Regions from separate parts of the Homo sapiens genome. Here region 2 is linked to region 1. A link is a contact called in ENCODE Hi-C or POLR2A ChIA-PET data. All regions are on one chromosome and are shown on one strand. Each heading gives the region's core, a stretch centred on a gene start or an enhancer-like site at or near the end of the contact. The rest is flanking DNA. Distances are from core to core; before and after follow the strand shown. Region 1 has its middle 67 kb from the start of LINC02199. Region 2 overlaps SEMA5A (semaphorin 5A).

Evidence for each region. Hi-C counts contacts between places; a loop is a spot of excess contacts on that map. ChIA-PET counts read pairs that join two places held with the same protein, here RNA polymerase II (POLR2A). Pooled maps may share reads with other maps.
Region 2: a map of mammary epithelial cell shows a loop between it and region 1 (10-fold over the local background). The contact joins two enhancer-like sites. A Hi-C loop is called at or near these places in 1 of 168 maps with a recorded cell type or tissue (mammary epithelial cell) and 2 of 50 pooled maps. POLR2A ChIA-PET finds 5 or more read pairs at or near these places in 1 of 52 experiments (MCF 10A).

What each region holds. Positions count from the first base shown.
Region 1 is chr5:8,903,283-8,910,304 of GRCh38, reverse strand. No RefSeq gene overlaps it. Among named protein-coding and RNA genes, the nearest start is that of LINC02199, 67 kb to the right of the region's middle. Within about 2 kb of position 3,589, at least 4 of the 41 ENCODE cell types and tissues checked have a DNase peak (open chromatin) inside an H3K27ac peak, as active enhancers do; they include mammary epithelial cell, where a contact is called at or near this core.
Region 2 is chr5:9,042,056-9,049,187 of GRCh38, reverse strand. It overlaps SEMA5A (semaphorin 5A), which reads left to right. Exons shown (of 23, transcript NM_003966.3): 22 at 4,604-4,815; 23 at 6,172-7,132. The coding sequence ends at 6,291. Among named protein-coding and RNA genes, the nearest start is that of MIR4636, 8.3 kb to the left of the region's middle. Within about 2 kb of position 2,352, at least 3 of the 41 ENCODE cell types and tissues checked have a DNase peak (open chromatin) inside an H3K27ac peak, as active enhancers do; they include mammary epithelial cell, where a contact is called at or near this core.

The DNA of each region.
Region 1 (7,022 bases), core at 2,340-4,839:
TCTTGCTTGTATTAATTGTAGTATTAAACATATTTCAAAGTACATTCATGATTCTACCTAGAGTATAGTTTATTTAGTGTTCCCTTAGGGTACATATGCAATGAACTACAATTTAACTATCTATCTCCCAAAACACTCCATTAGCCATGCACAGAAACACTGTTTGACCTAAACTTAAAAAGTAAAATAAAATCCTCAGCTTCTACTTCAATTAACCGTTGACCCTGTTGTACATATGATAGAACAATAGCAGGATTCGACTTGATGCATCTTTCTAACCTCAGGATTTAGTTGACTGCAGAGGAGGAAGTCCTCACCTTTCTTTTATGACCTAGTCCTATTTAATTACCCCTACTCCTGAATACATTTTCTCTGTTATTACTCATTATCACTACACCATACTAATTTACTGGCTGCTCAGAATAATCAAAAGTCTTTAGCATGCATACTCTGACCACCAAGAAACTCTCACTTTGCAGAAAATTCTTCCTGGATGGTAGAGAATGTCCTAGCAACCAAAACATGGTACTTTTTGGTACCACTTCATTTAGCCAGGTCCACCACTCCTCCCTGTTGCTGAGCTCTGCCTTTCTTTCCCCAAAATATCCTAATGACTAAATAAGACATGCATGTAAAATCCTTAGCACGATGCCTGGCAAACGCTAAGTACACAATTTTTGTGCACTATTACTGCCTCATTTTTGTGAAGATGTAAAGGTTACTGTTCTTATCTCTCCATGGAGTTGGCACAATTTCTGTGTGATGTCTACAGAAGGGGTTTTATGTTTTCTGTGTCATAACTTCGCCACCCTGGACATATCTTTATCTACTCTTCCTGTTACCTGGTATCACACACCTTAGATTAATATTTAAGTATAAGTACATATGCTTAATGTCACACATCTGACATATTGTGTTCAGAATTTATATTAAGCTATAAATATCACCTCTGAGAAATCACAGTATTCTGAAAATCTATTAAAACATTCACATCATAATATCCAAATTGTGTAGTATTTGTTTTTCCCAGTTATGAAAAGTGTTCCTCAATGCATGCAACTGAGATACATTTAAATCAAAAATTCAATCATAAATATTTAATAATAACAATACATGGATGAAACAATTGCTTGTCCATTTGGATTTGTAAACCATTTTGAGGAATACCATCTAATGAGGATCTATACTTTAATTGCATCTTACTAAACCAGGACTTCTGAACTCGGCTGAGTTACAAATCATTATACTCTTGTTTTGAAAGACTTTCATTGCTGCCAACAAATCCTTGTCATAAATAAGATAAACTAGAAAGTAAATTTTTCCAGGACAACATCCTCTTATGACATTCAGAATAGATTTAGTTGTTTTATGATAAATGTTGAAGTAAATACCATTAAATAGTCCAGTTTTCTGTAGTTTCAAATTCACTACATGAATATTTCTTTTGTTCCTTTTCAACAATGAAACAGAATCCCTGCAGTAGAGTCATGCACTAGTACTGAACAAGAAATGTTTTGGCAAAGACGAAGGCATGCTATATGATGGAGAATATAGTATTTTACCAGGTGAATGGCTTTGCTGAGAGGTCAGTTCATCAAACTTCCACTCCAGTGGGCCACCTGTCAAGTCATTCTGAGCTACAGAAGTTGGGCATCCCTTAGCTGGTTCAGATGCCTCCGGTGGTTCCACGTCACTGGAGAGAAGAGTGCTAAAGCTCTGGATAGGAAGAAGGACAGGCCCCTTTGTATGTTCCAACTAAGGAGATACTCTCCTCAAGCACAAGCTTTGTGGCTCCAAGGAGTGACAAACCCATATCCCCTCTTTCATCTCATGCCCAGGTGACCAGGTGCCTGGAGGTGGGCTGGTCTCCTTTTTGCCAAAGACATGCAGGATGTTCCAAAAGATCCAGTCTAAACCCAGCCAACCATGAGTCATGTGCACTCTCTCTGTGACACTGGGAAAGTCACCTATCCTTCTCAATTTCTTTCTTACAGAGGAAAAATATCTCCACTTTAGAGTTGTTGGGGTGGACTCTCTGCTGCCCCCGGTGGAGAGAAGCTGAACTGCTCCTATGTCTCCCTCACTCTTGTGCCAACCCTAAGGAGGCGCTAAGAAGTCTGGAGCTCTAAAAAGCGCTCACAGAAAACAAAGAAATAAAACTGCAAGCTTTTCCATGGAGATGCTCCTTTTGACGTTTCCAGACCTAGCACAGGGCATCCTGCATACTTCCACTACCTGTAGTCACGGGACCTGTGTCCAGGGAGGCACCGAGGGAAGAGAACACAGAGATGAAGGATTCCAACAACTTTTTCCCTGAATTATCATTTAATTCTTACTTCTGTTCTGTGATGGCTGGTCCCATCATCCTCATTCCATAGATGAGGAAATAGAGGTTAAAGAATTCTTCACCTCCCCAGCGACTTCTCTACTGAGGAGAGAGCAATGAGTTACAGAGAGGAACAGTGCTGCTTTGCTGTGGGGTCTCCCCAACTCCTTTCTCATGTCCCCTGGTCATGGCAGGTAAATGGGAGAGAAACCCACAGCCATGGCACTCCTGTCACCACGGTACCCCATGCAGGGAAAGCCAAGTGGCTACAGGTCGCCCGGAGTAGTAGGAGGAGTAAATAATCTGATATCAAGTGCTTTCTTATAGTCTGTTAAACAATTGTTGAATCTATGTTTTCCAGCAGAAGTACGTGCTTTTAAGCCGTGGTTTTTCCAGGAAGTGCTGACATTAACGTATATGACTATGTGTTTTATTCTTACACACAAACACACATAGCAATATCGATCTATTAATAATTGAAGGAGATTTGAAAAAAAAAGTCCAGATTCCATCCTACTGTCCAGTTTGATTTAAATGTGAATTCCAAAAAGCTAACATCATAACCAGACTAAAATAATAACCTCTTGCTTTATGTAAACTTTGAACAGATGACACATTGAATACCTGTGACTCAGAAATTTTTAATTTAAACTCTATGTTGTAAATTCAGCTTCCTAATAGGCCTTTGTGCCTCTACAGTGGTTTAAGGTGACTCACATCTTTCCCATAAATTATTTCAATTCAAACTCTCAAAAAATTCATTAAGTAGTGAAGGTAGGTGTTCGGTTTGTGTTGCTTTAAATAAAGACACTGAGGTTTTGGGAGGAAAATGTGGCCGTAACTTTTCATGCTGAATTTAGAGTCCAGGTTAACATATTTTCTACTAAAGCATGATGTATAGATGAGATAATCTGACTGAAATTAAGATTAGGCAGTTTGCTCTTTAAGTTTAATAGTTACAAGTTTTGTAGTTCACTAGAGGAATCGTGTCACTAATAAAAATATAAATTGAAAGAAATCAAATTGTATCATATAAAATATTTAAAATATAATTACTACTTTCAGTCTCTATTGTTTTGGGAACCCATTTGCTGTCAATGGTGGACAGCTGTGGGATTTTGCTTATACCAGGGAGTGCCCGTTTCCAGATTTTTCTGTCCTGTTTCCCTCTTTGTGAGCTTTGTGGTGGTGAATCATCCGTGCCTTGCCCCTAGTAGACATCATTCCATCATTGCCCAATGCGGAGCTCTGGGGTTAATGAGCAAACTCCACGTGCGAGACTCTGCTGCAAGCGCTCCAGGTGTATGCACTCATTTGATCCCCACGCAAAACAACCCTATGAGGTAGGCGCTATTATCATCATATTTTACAGATGAGGGTCTTGGTTGAGGTTAATTAAGAAGCTGAAGTTACATGACCAGTTAGTGGCAGGACGTGGTTAGAGCCCAGGTGTTCTGGATCCCCATCTCTTGCCATTAACGTCAGTGCCACACAGCCTGGCCTGTCACAGTGCCAGGGCGAGCTGTTGCATACACCCACAAAGGCGCTACACTTGCAGAATGACCCAGTTGCTCTTGTTCATTCTGAAAATAGTTTCAAAGTCAAACTACTTGTTCTGAAACCATTTATATTGATTTTGATCATATAATTTAATTTTGTAATTTGTAAATAGACAGGTTCAAATTAAGAAAGGCATTATCTTATTCAATTATGCCATGTTTAATAAAGAATACTCTGCCCAATTATCAAAGTAATGAGAGAGAAGATGAATTAGTTTGTCCACTTTCCCAGTGGGGCACAGTTGAGGAGTAAAACCTCAGTGGGTAGAGAGGGGCAACTAATCTCCTGTGGCCACTGTGTTATAGGGCATGATACTGTGCCTCCCTCCCTCAAGAAGCCTAGTGTCCAGCCGCTGGGAAGCCAGGCATCTGAAGTTGAATAACACTGTGGGACAGCAGGTGAGGGGGAAACAACCTCTGAGGGAGAACGGCGCAGAACAGAAGTGCGCTTCACAATGAAGGCAGAGCCCATGGAGTCTGTAGCAGGCAGAGGCCTTCGTGAAGATGCAGGCTGCAAACTGGGCTTCCAAGGTCCGTGAGTGCTGAGAGGAGGGTGAAGCCTGCCTGGCAGGGAGAGAAGCAAGGACAGAGGCGTGGATTGTTGGGGTAATGCATAGTGATTGGAAGATGTATAGAGATGGCTTCACAGAGAAAGGCAGGACCTAGGAGAGAAGTTCAAGATGAGATTAAAGGGTAAACGGGAGCCCAGTTCAGGAGGAACTTGAATAGTAGACTGGGTGAATGTTATTTTTTGAACTTTTAGAAAAAGAGGAGAACACAAATAGTTCTTGCATACCTCCTATGAGACAGTCATGGTACTTAGTGTTAGAAATACAGTCTCATTTAATTTTCATAAATCTTTAAACAGAGAGGTTTATTGCCATTTTACAAAAAAAGGGAACTGAGGTGGAAAGATGAGAATTAATGTGCCCCCAGTTCTTGCCAATTGGTACAAGCCATACATTGTGAGCTCCACTTTGCCTTTTTACACTGATGGAAGTTGAGACACTTCATCTGTGACTTTGGGAAGATGTGTGTTGGTTCAACAAGTACCTTGGAAATGTGACCAGACAAGAACCAACACATTTGGTGGCTGAATTCTAAACACATTTTCCAGGAATTTTGCTGATATACAATTTGAAAGAGGCCTTTGAAAATACGGAGTTGTTTCATTGCCTCTTACTTCTGTAAGAGTAGGGCGTTCCTCTGGCAGGCTTCCAAATGGAATGCATTTTAAATCACTGCCACTGGCTGACTTCAATAATGCCTCAGGGAAAGAAACTGGAGACCAAAATTCTACTCTATAATTAGTTCAAACTCTTCTGACAAGTTATCTTTCCATAATAAATCAGAGAAAGCTGGAAGCATGATAAATTTAATTATAATTGATTGTGTGAGTATTGTCATTCATTTGCATATTGACCATGTCCCATGGAATAATTTTTCTTACCTACTTAAGTGTTAAGACCGAGGAAGAGTCAAATTATGGAAACATCTGCCCATAATTAAAAGGGAAGCTGCTCTTTGGGACAAGGTCTGCTATGTAAAGTCAACTTCTACCAGGCACTTATCTCTATCACTGTACATTGTCCACATAATTAGAAACAACCTGATTCTCTCAGCTTGGAGGGCTTGTCGAACAAGTGGGAGTATTTCCAGCAGATTGAAGGTAGAACCTACTGCTAACTGCTTAGTGAGGGAGTAAAGAAGTGACCCTGAGGTCACACCCTGGAGATACAAGTGCCCCACTCGCCTTGGTGCTGATGGGTTCTCTTGCTCAGTTGGGCCATAGGGGATCCATACTCTCTGTCTCTTCAGTCCCCGTGGCACAGTCCAGTTCCGAGCAGGGCTGTTTCCCTGAGTATGGAGTTATCAGGACCCGGGACTCGAAGCATTCTCACACCTGGGGATGCAGAGAGCTGCTCCTGAGCATTCTCCCAGGGGAGCAATGGGAACTTCCCATGAAGCCAGTGGGAAACTTCTCTTTATATTTCATTGGCCCAGATGCTGCTAGGTCTCCCATCCAGATCTCAACACTGGCAATGAGAATGGACTAAATCTTGTTGTTTAGATTATTTGGGGGGACACACCTACAAAGGGTTGTGAGTTATTGAATCAATATTTGAAAAAATATCTAGAACAAAATAAGGGTGGTAGAAGGGTTGCTAAATGAGTGAATGGTGAATAATGAATGTGTGGATAGAACCTGCTTCTGATAAATTACCTGAATATAAAGACCACTTGAATAAAATTAGAACTGGTAGGAGGAACTACTTAAGAAATAGATAGGTACTCAGTAGGCAATAAATTACATGTATATGCATGTGCCTGTCTCTATATGCGTGTGACTGTGTGAGTTATTAAAGAGAGAAGAAACTAACTAGTGCTATTTATTTAATTGTTTTTGGTGGTGCAAATGGTACGGGAGCCAGAGCTTCATTATCAAAGAATAAAGCAGCACCATCTCCGGCTCCTACCTTTTTATTTAATGGCTCTCTTTCTGGTTGTGAAGGCCTGAGGCTTTGAGGATGAGTTACGAGGGGGAAATAGTTTCTGTGCTTCCAGCTCACTGGAGGCCATTGTCCTGAGTTTTCTAGACCTGAGATGGCTGCTTAGAGCTGAGGCAGCAGAAGTGACTGACTCAGGATAGGAGAGAAGGCTGTCTCTGAACTTAGGGCATGAGAAGGATGGGAGATTCTGAAAGTTCTGGGATGCATTGAGTTGATGTGCACTGTGATCGAATGCACAAAATCAGGAGGCTGAACTCAAAGGTGTTTGATAAAAACCCATGGTTGCCACAGAGAAGGGAAACCCTTGATTCTAATGGAGCACACACGCTCCATCTCTGTCTGCAGCTCTAAGAGGACATTGTGAACTTAGTTGAGATCATTGCCGAGGCCGGCTTATGGCAGCACAGACCAGCAGGATCTTGTACAACCTGCACGGGGAGGGAGCAGTGAGTATACAACAGGAATAGTGATTGAGACTGGATTTCCCAATTCCTAGGCAGGCGAGGGTCAGAGCAGATTTAACTTAAGTGAAGTAGAAAAAAGCAACTTTTGCCACAGCAAGTGTTGCAAGACAAAATGCACATGTAACTGATTTTATTCTTAATCCAGTACACCATGCTCGGCACT
Region 2 (7,132 bases), core at 1,103-3,602, 140 kb before region 1:
TCTGCATCAAAAATAAATAAATAAATAAATAAATAATAGAAGAGCTCACTATCTGTGACATTCTGTCTGCTCAGTCAGCAGTCTGTTAGTTCATTCATTCATTCAGTCATTCATTCAGTAATCCTTGCTGAACACCTGCTCTGTGTCAGTTTTGTGAAGGCCATTGAGCTTAGGATGGGCACCCACGCAGTCCCAGCCCCTCTGACAAGCAATCATATCATCAGAGACCCCAGTGCCTCAGAAGGGCAATGTTAGGTGTCTGAGCTAAGTCAGTGGAGTGAGTTCACTAACTAACAGTTGCTAACATGGGATCCAACTACAAGATGAATATGCAAACAGTTCACATAAAAATGATCATACCAATTAGTACCCTCTAATGTTTTTAGATCACTAATTGTGTGCTATACACTGTTTTACATGTTATAGACAAGAATATGGTGCAAAGCCCATTTGGTCCTCACAAGGAGCATTGATGTAGGCACCAAGGGTCTACAGTTCTTCATGTAACACCTCTGGAAATAGAGAAGGGTTTTGGAACTCAGCAGCTTTTAGATGTTTGTTAGAAGGGTATGTGGGGCCTTTACTCTATATTACGTGACACCTGCACAGGGCCTGGGGTTGTTCTACAACCAATCTCCTTAACAGTGCTGCTGTGAGATGTTGAAAAAAGTGAAGATGCTAAGGGTCTTCCTAGAAGTTCTGGTCAGGTCTACAGAAAATGGTTCAGGTCAGTGACATTTTAATGCCAGATGACTGATGAAGCATTACTTTTCAGAGATTTTGCACTTGGGAATTATAGAAAAGGAACAGTGCTTATGTATTTAATCTGCATTTTATAAATGGAGACCATGAGACTTAGAGGGATGATGTCACTGGCCCAAGTGCACACATGGAATTCAGCCAGTGGGATCCAGTGTGAGTTTTGAACCCAAAGCACCGTAGGAAACGAGCCCTGACAATAAAATTATCCAAAAGCATTGTGTTCGGGAGGCTCGAGCCACAGTAGCCCTGGTTAGGTAACACACTTGGACAACACCCAGGGTCCAGGACTGTCTGCTGCCTGGGTCCAGGACAGTGTAGGTCAAGAGTGGAGCAGAGTTTATAAGTGTTCCCATTCTCAGGGAGGCCATGCAGAGCCTGAGGCTCAAACAGCTGATGCCTCAGCAGAGCTGGCTAGGTATTTGTGCCTGCTGCCAGACGTGTGCAGTTCACTTTCCTCCTGCTGAGCCTCACAGTTACCCTGTGGAAGACCTTCAAGGGCCTTGAGAACCCAGGAGAACCTGGTGCAAAGCCCATCACCACCCTAAAATACTACTCCTGTGTGTCTGAACCAGCTGAGATGCTATTGGTTAAATCAGAGGAAGTTGAACTATTCTGAGATATTCAGAATGGAATTTTTTTTTTAGATCTTCAGGCTGCTGGCACTGGCACAATGGCATAGGCAGTTTAGATGAATCTTATTGTAGGGCTAATGGTTGAAAACAGTTACCTAGCAAGGATGTTTTTGACAACATAGGCATCTTCACTTGTTTATTTTTTCATTTTGTTGAAAATCAATCATTGTACAGGAAATTATTAGCCAATTGAACCAACAGGGTAGTTGGTCTGTATTCCATCTTTACTGATCAAAATCAACAGCAGAAAATCATATTCAAAGGAAAGAACTATAGTAAGCACATTCAGAACAAATTTAATGGGCACTGCTTTCCCCATGCAGAAAATCAGAAGAAATTTAATGGGCACTACTTTCCCCATGCAGAAAAATGTGCTTCAATTCAAATTTTTTGTCTTAGAGAGCTATTTTTAGTTGCATGAGACACAAAGACTATATAATCATCATAAAGATGTCAGCTGGCCCCAGCCTTTCCCAGGCACCTGCTGGAATGATTCATTTGACTAATGACACAGTATCTGCATATGGAGACTATCATGCATCTTCCCTATGTTATAATGAAACATGAGTTACCGGTGCAGCAGGAAGTATTTCCTTCAGAAGAAGGCATTGACCCTGAGAGTGCTAACAGCTCTGTCAGAGAGAGAAGAAGTAAGAACTTGTGTGAAATCAGCTCTTGCTTATCTAAGTATAGCGTCATTGTTACAGTTAAAGTCCCAGTGGCTGCTGGTGAAATGTCCCCTGGATACTTTATCTGTCTGTCCCAGGTTGGCAGTTCTCCAGCCCTAGAGGCTTCAAGACAGAGTCAAGAAAGGCCAAAGATGCTGAAACCATTGACCAACTAAGCTGGAAGTGAAAAGTTGAGGTGGTTGTGAGTGAGTGAGTGAGTGATCAGGACTGTGCTGGGAACTGCATTATCCACTGGCACTTCAGTGGTCAGGAATGTGTTGTGAGTTTTGCCTGACAGTGAGTCAGAGAGAAAGCAGCCTCCCTTCACAGTGTCCATGCACCCGAAGGGGCAGATCCAGCTCCAAAGTCCTGGGTTCCTGGAACACATTGTCTGGAGCAGCCAAGGAGCACAGCTTAGAGGGAAAAGTTCAGGGTTTAGGGACAAAGAGAGATATCCGACCTCTGCCATGTATCACAGGTGAGGCCTTGATGGCATCTCCTGACTGTAGGTTCAGCTTCCCTGGGGCCTATCAGCCACTGGAGGGTTGCATGAGGTTCAGGAAGGACTCAAACAGAGCCCCGTAGACCTAGGCCAGGTGGGCACTCACTGAACAGTGACCCTCCCTTTGACACCAAGTATTAGAGCCCCGTGGGTCCGCATTGGCAGGGTGGAATCCCTTCCAGGTAGGGAGGATCATGAGCACAGGGAAGACAGCTCAGAAAATCCCTGGGGAGGAGACAGACTGGGGTGGTTACGATGCACCCAGGCTCTTCTCATTATCTCCAGAGCCTGAAAGGCCTTGCTCTGCAGCCAGGTAGACTTGCCAGCATCACAGTGATGCTCAGCACATACCTCCAATCGTCTCACTGGGTGCAGGGTTGACAGGTCAGGGAAAGGTATTAGTGACACTGCCCCTCACCCTGGTGGTGTGTGGAGGAGACACTCTGGGGAAAGCTGGTGTCCTCAGGATGTGCTCTGAGCAGGTGGCACATGAGGCCAGTACCCCATGGGCAGCAGCCACTTGGTTCTAACAACACAGAGGAAGATAACAACACAGAGGAAGATAAGGCCCTGTTTTACTTTACCCAATTCTCCTGAAGCCCAGTGATGTGGCACTGACGAGATGCTGCCTTCATTTGTGGAAAAGCTTGAAACTTTAATAGTAGTATTTCACCAACATACACAAGGAATATCTGTTGTCTTTTGTTTGCTCCGACATAACACAGGTCTTGGTATGGTGCCTTGAAATCACTTGAGCCAATCCTATTTTAGAGATATAAGTCCATGCTGGCAAATTTTCTGAATGCTTTGTATTCATAACTGCAGGAAAATAATGAGACAGAAGAGATGCCATTAAATAGGAAAACATTAGGGGAAAAGAAGGTCATTTCATGACCATTTAAAATATCATATTTTGTTCATTTAACACAAATCCCTTATTTCTTTTTAGTAAACCATTTTCTTGACAAGACCTTCAAAATACAACATAAGTGAGAAAAGTGGTACGCAGGATAGTATTTACACCACACCAGCACACATGTGTGCTGAGTATCTCCGGAAGGGCACGGGAGAAAGTGCTTATAATAGTTACCTCTAGGTATAATAGTTACCTCTAGGAAAGGATTTATTTTTCCTGTAGACCCTTTTGTACTTTCTAATGTGTGCATATTCATACTCAAAAAATATAATGAAAAGTGTATGTGTTTATGTGAATAGAAAACATTTTAAATAGGATGAAATGGAGAGAGAGCTAAAAGCAGTCTGGCTTGCAGGCGAGCAGTAGATTAGAAAAGTAGCTGCTTCTCCCTTGTTTTCAGGACACAGCCCTGCTGCACAGGGAGGCTCAACCCATTGAGGTGCATGAATAAACTTTTCTGCAGAAACCCTGTACACCATGGATTAGGCTGCACTTGAAGCAGAACACTGTTGTGCAAACCTTTAAATAATAATAAAAACATGCTTCTGGTAGAGTATTAAAGTTTAAGGTCACTCCAAAAGACTATCATTCATAAGAGAATGAACTTAAAATATCCTGTGCTCTGCCAGGCACAGTGGCTCACACCTGTAATCCCAGCACTTTGAGAGGCTGAGGCTGGCAGATCATCTGAGGTTGGGAGTTTGAGACTAGCCTGACCAACATGGAGAAACCCCATCTCTACTAAAAAATACAAAATTAGCCAGGCATGGTGGCACATGTCTGTAATCCAAGCTACTCGGGAGGCTGAGGCAGGAGAATCGCTTGAACCCAGGAGGTAGAGGTTGTGTTGAGCTGAGATCATGCCATTGCACTCCAGCCTGGGCAACAAGAGTAAAACTCCATTTCAAATAATAATAATAATAATAATCCTGTGCTCCCTGTGTAGAAGTTTCTTGATGGCCATGACATTTCCAATGAAAGACTCTTAAGAATGATAATTTCCTTAATTTTGGAATGGGGATGAAGCTTTTCATTTTGACTTTCTCTTTTCATCCTAGTGCTTTGAGTAGCTAGGCAGGATGTTCTTTTCAAGTGTGGCATCACTTTGCTCATGTCTCCCTAGAGTTCAACATGTTCCACATGATCGCCGTGGGGCTGAGCAGCTCCATCCTCGGCTGCCTCCTCACCCTGCTCGTCTATACTTACTGCCAGCGGTACCAGCAGCAATCCCACGATGCGACTGTCATCCACCCCGTCTCACCTGCCCCCCTTAATACCAGCATAACCAACCACATCAACAAACTGGACAAGTACGACTCGGTGGAGGCCATCAAGGTAAGTGAATTTTAATATTTCTGCTAAGTGCCTGGTTTTCCTTAACACTTGTAGGGAGTATTTTGATGCCCTTTCTCTGCTGTGGTGGTTTCCTTTGAAACTGAATTTTCTCCCTATGTGAGAATAAGAAACATCTTTAGTCCTTACGACTTCAGGTGGCTGGGAGAACTTATGTCCCAGGAGCCACAATGTCCATACTTGTCTCTTAGCCATGTGGCCTCTATTCTCCACCACCTGTATGGAGACACACCAATTGACTTTTCCCCTTGGACCCTGCTTAAACCAAGATCCACAAGCCATGAGCATCTCCCCTCACTCAGATGGTAGATCTGGGGAATGAAGCACCAGGAATTAATAACACGCCCCTCCTGGCCTCTCAGAAACTAGCTCCTAGAGTAGGGAGGAAGCCCAAAGAGGAACACGAGCTCCTTCCATGAACAACAGCTTTCAAAACAAACATTTGGATCTCAAGAAAGGGGCTCCTCTGAGCATGATTCCAACACATCAGCTTGTCTCTGATCACTGTTACTATGGGCATCAGAAGGTAATTTACCCAGTCCTGTGTTCCCACTGAAGATTCAGCAGCCACTTTTAAGATAATCAGAAATGTTTCTCTCATGAAGATAAAGGACGTTGAAGGTACGGACAGCTGTCCAGTCTTTAACGAATCCTTCTAGAACATTTGTCTGATACTTTGCCCAGACTAACCCTGGACAGATGGCCATTGGGCACCCTCCTTCATCTTCATTTTAATCCTCTCAATATATATGTTCTACCTGGCTCAGTTGAAGCTCTTTGAAACTGCAGGTGACTTTAATGACTATTAATAGAAAATGGCTACAGTGATCACCTTCTAATAAGTTCAGGATGAAAAGCAATTAAGGCATTTGAAACCTGAGGCCCTTACTTAAATAAGTTCCATCAAGGTCTCCGATAAATGTCCTCACCCATGGTCATCTGAAAGCTGCTTATATATCTATTCAGTTATATGAATACGAATTTAGTTATATATATTCAGTTACAGTCAAAGTGTCTGTTAATTTGAAATCATTATAGTTTTAGGTTTTCTAGAGATTTAGATTTAGATTTTCTTACCTCCTGCTTCTCGTGGTAACTTCATAACTAAAGTTGAAAACTTAACCAGAAGATATCACAAACTGCCAACCTTATTCTGGTAATTAGGCAAGTCCTCCATGGGGCAAATAATCTGGGGAAGCAAATAAATAAGAAAACATATTTTAAAATATGGAGTCTTAGCAGAGAGCTCAAATTCAACATAATAGTCATCCTTGTTATATTATTTCTGAAATGCTACTCAGCATTCTTAAACCTGTTTTTTTTTAATATATTTTCCAGGCATTTAACAAAAACAACTTGATCCTAGAGGAAAGAAACAAATACTTCAACCCACATCTCACTGGGAAGACCTATTCTAATGCCTACTTTACAGATCTCAATAATTATGATGAGTACTAACAGCTTTCATGTTTTTGGCTTCTTGTAAATCCCCAGTTCCTCAAGGCCTGTGCCCCATGACTGCCCATGTTTCTGAGGCTTCAGAGTCGAAGTTTGGATACATTTCAAGTGCATTTCAAGCCACCAGAGTGTCCCATTGCTGCCAAAAATACACGTCTTTAAAAGCAACAAAAATTGAAATAAGACATCGTGAAAATCTTGACCATTGTTGAATGAGCCAGGGTGTGAAGTTTTTAATTGTGTTCATCCTATTTTTCTGACAAGTCCATTGGTTTGTTTTTTGAGCATTATTTTATAAATGTGCCACCCACATTGGAAGGAGTCTTTCTTTAGAACTTTGGAGTGTAAATCTTCATGATGTTGTAATTCAAGAAAATAGGCACTTTCTCTGAAAGACCTGCTCCTTCCACAAGAAGTGCATAGGTCCATAATATTTCATAAAATGAAGAAAAAGAATGTGGCCAAACAATTATTCACCATGGATTGCCCAACTTTCCAAATCTGGATAAAGCTGTGGGATTCTTGGAAGCAGCTTGAGTGTTTTCATCTTGCCTGGGAAGCCCAGGAATTCCACCTGGTCCACACCGGCAGAAGTTACAGTAGACTGTGAGGCACCCCACCTTGCTCCTGATGCAGTTTCTGTGCCATTGCTGGTGCTGGTGGAGGCAGCGGAGCAGAGGCTCAGGCACAATGAAGCGTGGATGTGTTCTGCAGGTTGCTGCAAAACTCACCTTATTCTGACTTTTGGATTTCATGGCATTCCAGGAAGCTCCTTGCCATGCTGTTGGCCTGGAAGTCCACCTGTCTGGTCCATAGTGACGTCCTGAAGAGCCAGTCTGTA